Regions from separate parts of the Mus musculus genome. Here region 2 is linked to region 1. A link is a loop called in an ENCODE intact Hi-C map of the cell type or tissue named here. Cell type or tissue: left cerebral cortex. All regions are shown on one strand. Links, peaks and the distances in the headings refer to the core of each region. The heading gives the core; the rest is flanking DNA. Region 1 has its middle 230 kb from the start of 1700019E08Rik. Region 2 has its middle 6.1 kb from the start of Zeb2.

Evidence for each region. Hi-C counts contacts between places; a loop is a spot of excess contacts. Peaks named below come from ENCODE experiments on the same cell type or tissue, not always from the same donor. Only the 100,000 strongest peaks of a DNase experiment are listed, where the experiment ranks them.
Region 2: a loop joins it to region 1, with 2.8 times the contacts of the local background. A loop is called at or near these places in 2 of 42 quality-filtered maps.

What each region holds. Positions count from the first base shown.
Region 1 is chr2:45,920,666-45,923,588 of GRCm38, forward strand. No RefSeq gene overlaps it. Among named protein-coding and RNA genes, the nearest start is that of 1700019E08Rik, 230 kb to the left of the region's middle. In left cerebral cortex, for the core only: no CTCF peak of the experiment used is centred there; a DNase peak (open chromatin) is centred at 1,292.
Region 2 is chr2:45,117,942-45,120,864 of GRCm38, forward strand. No RefSeq gene overlaps it. Among named protein-coding and RNA genes, the nearest start is that of Zeb2, 6.1 kb to the left of the region's middle. In left cerebral cortex, for the core only: no CTCF peak of the experiment used is centred there; DNase peaks (open chromatin) are centred at 386 and 1,719; H3K4me3 peaks cover 343 bases; H3K27ac peaks cover 31 bases.

The DNA of each region.
Region 1 (2,923 bases), core at 230-2,729:
TTTTTCATGATATAGAAAAAGAAAATCAAACCAGACAAATAAATGAACAAAGAACAACAACAACAAAACCAAGCTGGACTCACACATCTCATCCAAATAAAGTTGTAAGGAAAGAAATTGATTTTGCTATAAACTAATAGCTAAAAATTTGTCTAGCCAGAAGCATTTCAATGGAAAAGCAGGTTGTAAATTTTCAGAACACACCCATGGCTCCCAGTATGTGGAGGGTAACATTGTGATTATGGAAGGTGAACGTGGGAGAAGATGTGTATGCTTCTGGAAACAGTTAGACGGTTATTTTCAACTCTTCCAGACATATCAACTTCAGTGTGCTTGAATAGTTGAAATGATGATTTTCAATATATAATAATATCACCAGAGTCTAATATCTCTTTGGAAGTCAGCACAACTAGGCATGTATTCTCGAAGGCTTTGGCGTCTGAATGATTGTGAACCTTATGTTGTGAATGCATGAAGTCTATGAGCAGAGAGACCTGGGGATGCATTGTAATATTTCAAAGGGGCTTTTAGAAGAATAGGGAGGCTACAAAAACACTCATATCCAAAACTCTGTCTTCTTCCAAGTATGATCAGCAATAATTTTTGACAGAAGCCCAATATTTGCCTCCAATTTCAGGCTTTAAGATTTGCCTAGTAAAATCTCTAATCTGAGAGGTGAAAATGTGTTCTTAGTTTCTGTCTCTCTTCATTTGCCAGATTTACATAGCACCTTTGATCTCAGGTCTGGGGCTCACGCTTAGGTCCACCCTTCCCCACCTTTTGAAAATTGATCACTTGAGATGGAATCTGAGAACCATCCCACTGACTCTCTGCAAGCTCCCACTGGCATGCACTGCCTGCTCAGGTCAGAACCATAGACAGCTACTGAATGCCACATCCACGCAGCACCAGCTCTCTTCAGAGCAAGAGATCAGTCAATGTCTTATTGCAACTGATGCACACTTGGGGAATTTTGTTGTAAAATTATGGCCATGAGACTAATAAAAAGATCTGTACGTATACAACAGAATGCCTTTGGTTGTTATTTTTGCCCCCCTGTCATCATCATCAACAAATAATATGTTAACAAAAAGAAAAAAAAAACTATATTGTGTTTCTTTGTTAATGATCAAGCTAAAAACACACAGACAAGGAAGGGCAGTCTCCGACACAGCTGGAGCAAATGAGCAGATTCAAATTTGCAGTCTGGGGAGAGAAGATGGTACAGCTATGCAGGTCTTCCCAGAAGATATCTGCTTTTCCGAAGAGTAAGCTTTGCTCTGAGCTCCTTGACTTAAAGGGATGAAGGAGAATAGCCGCCTTCCTTAATTGTCAGCTCACACCTTCCTTTAATGAGTTGCCTAGAAGTTTATGGTTAAGTTACCCTGGTGACTCAGGTAGGGTTTCTTTCAACTCCAGCTGAGACTGTCAGAATAGGAAAAAAGGGGGTCCGTTTTCTGATTAATGAAAATAATAATTACGTACAGATGAAAGCAGAAAAGAGAAAGCCAAGAGCTTCCGCGTTACTTTAAACAAAGAAGAGTTAAGGCCTTATCTTAACTATGCATTGGCACCGCAATGCGAAATGGTCATGCAAAATTAATTTTTAATGTGTTCAATTTATATTAAAAATTTCTGCAAGTGTGTGAATTTTTTTTCCAGGGCTAGAGTGCTACTTCATTTACAATATTCCCTGAAGGTGTTTTTTTTTTAAAGAGACTCTTAAACTGAAGCCATTTTAAGGGTTTTATGAGACATTATGTGAGCTTTCATATGCAAGTTAGTCGTTAAGTACCAGATATTATATTCTGTAATATGCTTAAGTGATATTAGAGGCTGTATATAGCCTGCAGTAATGGCTATTGCTGCTTTTTTAATTTATCAAGAAAATGTTGCTTAAATAAGGAGCAAATCAATGCTGGGTTGTACAAAATATAAATGTAAGGAAGTAACAGTATTTTTTATATACACTTGCCTCTTCCAGCTTCACTGAAAGGGAAAAATACAACCTACTTTCAAGACTGTTATTGACAGAAATTGTAAGGAAAAAAAAATAAAATAAAGATTGTATTTCTAAGAGAGCTGCCTAGGAGCACACGGAGTGACGTTGAACAATGGGCGCCCATTGCTACTCAGAGCTTCTCGATGGGTATAAAGATGAATTTTATGCTTTTGATAATTGTTGTTTGTGTGCGTTCTGGCATTCAGACAAACTGAAATCTCTCCTTTGTATTTAACCAGTTAAGGCCTTGACTATTCTGCGGCTAAGAGATATATTTGTGTTACGCTGGATTCATTGGTCAAGCTTTGAAAAGCATAGATAAAGGCACCTCCTAGGAAGGGAGACTGGCTAAACAAACAAACAAACAAATAGCAACAACTAAAGACTGATTTTGTGCCACATTCCCTACCCTATAATCCAGCAATGCTCCTTAATTTGGAGAATATTGTGAGTGCTTAGTCTTTTTTTTTTCATTGTTCCAAACTGAAATAGTTTAGTTTACTAAAAAGAAGATATTGCTAGTTATCAACAAAATATCTATTATATCTGAAATCACATCATTAGAGATGTAAGAATTAGATCTAAATATTAAATTGTCTTTCACAAACACTATCTCAATATGGTAAATAATCCTAAGCAAAATAAATGTGGCACCGTGGAAATTATTTTTGTTTGCATTTTTCTGTAAAAAGCAAACAACTGTCTGGTTATTGCAGCATGAATTTGAATTTTAGTTATAAATTACTTCACCGATATGCTGGTTGACTTAAAAGTGCAGTGTAAAAAATCAATGTAGGTGTTGTTGAAAAGGATCTCAGATACCTGGAATCTATAATATCAGGTTTTAAGTTACACTTTGAAATGAAGAAACAAAAGCAATTAGCTTTCCTAATTGAAATGCAGAAAGCAGTGAAGTTATGT
Region 2 (2,923 bases), core at 170-2,669, 800 kb before region 1:
TAAAAAAGATATAATCTTTCTGGAAAAAATACGAAAGTATTTGACAACGAGAATCAGTATAATTAAGGCAATATGCAAATTGTTCGTACTTATAAATAAATTATTTTAATCATGCTTATCAGACTTTAGAAATAATAGTAGGTAAATTCAAGAAACAAACTGGGTTTTCTTCTCATGATTATTAGAAAGTGGAAAAAAAAACCCAACAAAACAAAACAAAACCAAAACCTCCCAAAGCTGTCTGTCTGCCCCCCCCCCCCCCCAACATCGACTGATCAATTCAGGGAGAAGCAGCCTGTTGTGCATTCTGTTTAATTGCTGAGCAGCAGATCCACACCTTGGGTTTGCTGCTTGCTTTCCTGGCCAGGTTGCTGTCCATTTCCTAGCAGGTGAGTGAACGTGAGAAGTCCGATGCCACAGATTGGCTACACTTACACTTTTCCTGATGATGATAATTACTGCTCTTTCCTACACTTGTAACACATTTGTAGCTCTCCTATTAAAAATCAGAGCTTGCTCTTGTTTACAATTTGTTTACTTTACTGAATTTTTAAAACTTGTTACAAGTCAATTGAACATGTACATTAAGCCCCTTTTTTAGGCCAAGAAAAATAAAGATGCATTAGAAAGATGCCTTTTAAGCTTCATAATTATTAATTGACATTTTATGATGAATAATTAATCATCTGAATAATTTTGGTATCTCTGATCTGAACACATATTTGCATATCTAATGCTTGATTTTTAAAAATGTGTCTTTTAAAGATTCATTCTTTCAGGACAAAGAAATAAAGTGATATTTTAAAATGTAAAATTTTCTGCACTTGTAAAAGTTTGTTATGCTATTATATTCTTTCTAGAGATCCATAAAACTTTTTAACAATTTGTAAAACATTTATGTAGCAAGCACATTGAAACACATGGCAGCTGTACAATTAGGAAAACGATCTCTATGTGAAATCAAGTAACCGTTCTTCCTAAATTCACATACGTGCACTAATTATGCACCATATATCCTTACTGAAATGTGGTCATTGAACTTCTTGGTTGATTTACTATAGCATAAGCAGGCATATGAGGCATTTGACAAACAACTCAAGTTTGATATTTAGATAAGTTTTCATTTTTTAGTTATTAATGCGTAGGATGGTTGAAGTTATTTAAAAATGATTAAGCAAGTCTGTCCATTCTATTTTTATGATGCTGAAGTTCAAATGTCTATGTAATTATTCTTTTCATGATCGCAAGCAATCTACTCTAAACTTGTTTATTTCCAGTGGGTACACTAACGGCACCTATCCCTCAGAATTAACTGAAGTAAAGCATGAAGCTTTGCTGTGTTGTAGTTTATTATAATGAACCTTTGGACAAACAGTATTGAACATCCAGGCCAGATAAAGCTAGTACCAAGTAGTTTCGAATGTGGTAGGATTTATCATTACTTATGATTTTTCTAGGATTGTCCAAAGGATGCCTAGCCACCAACGTACAAATAAATGGAGCATTTTCTTTCTGCTAATTCAGCAGTTAATTTATTATATTCAATGTGGTCCTAATTTGGTTATAAATATCAGATTCCTTTGAAAAGGAATTTAGCCCAAATGTCTGAATGTGAAGTTTCCTGTGTTCTGTAATCACATACTGTCTTTGAGTTTAAAGGTTAAATGTGCAAAAGCCCAGAAGCGATCTTAAGTAAGAGTCAAGAGTAAAAGGAGACAAACTCACAGATTTGGAGACAAGGAGTTTGGCTGTCACAGTGCTTTGCTTTGAGACCACTCAGAATGATAACCAACATTCCCGTCGGTTATTGTGGCCCGAGCTTTAGATTTGCTCCAGCATCTACAGTGGGGACGAAAGTCAGTTTATAAACTGGAAAATGAATTCCCCTACTCTCTTAAATGTCCACAAGGCCAGAGTTTCTTTTTGATGCAAAGCTGAAAAATCAGTGCAATTGCGGGATGGGAAGTCCTTCAATATTTAGTCAGAACACTAAAGGCTTTTTGTTGTCTTTTAAGACCTTTAGGAGCATTTATAATTATTTATCATTCTTAAAGGGTCCTTTAATTGTCTGCTTTCTAAATTTTTTTTATTAGTTATTTTCCTCATTTACATTTCCAATGCTATCCCAAAAGTCCCCCATACCCTCCCTCCTAATCCTCTACCCACCCACTCCCAGTTCTTGGCCCTGGTGTTCCCCTGTACTGAGGCATATAAAGTTTGCATGACCAATGGGCCTCTCTTTCCACTGATGGCCGACTAGGCCATCTTCTGATACATATGCAGCTAGAGACAGGAGCTCCAGGGGGTATTGGTTAGTTCATACTGTTCCACCTATAGGGTTGCAGTTCCCTTTAGCTCCTTGGGTACTTTCTCTAGCTCCTCCATTGGGGGCCCTGTGATCCATCCAATAGCTGACTGTGAGCATCCACTTCTGTGTTTGCTAGGCCCCAGCAGAGCCTCGCAAGAGACAGCTATATCAGGGTCCTTTCAGCAAAATCTTGCTAGTGTATGCAATGGTGTCTGCGTTTGGCGGCTGATTATGGGATGGATCCCTGGATATGGTAGTCTCTAGATGGTCCATCCTTTTGTCTCAGCTCCAAACTTTGTCTCTGTAACTCCTTCCATGGGTGTTTTGTTCCCAATTCTAAGAAGGGGCAAAGTGTCCACACTTTGGTCTTCGTTCTTCTTGAATTGTCTCCTTTCTTAAAGGATCCATTCTATATTCCTTGCAAGGAACCTGTGGAATTGGCTTAGGGGCCTGGAGTGACCCTAGCCATTCTCTTCTTCTCCTGCCAATGGAATTGCAAACAGCTTGAACCTACAAACTGTCTAATTTGTTTTATATTCCTCTGAGGTCTTCTTTAACCTTCCATAATTTACCAAAATTTCAGAATTATAAACTTAGGACGGGAGGCTGAGGAGA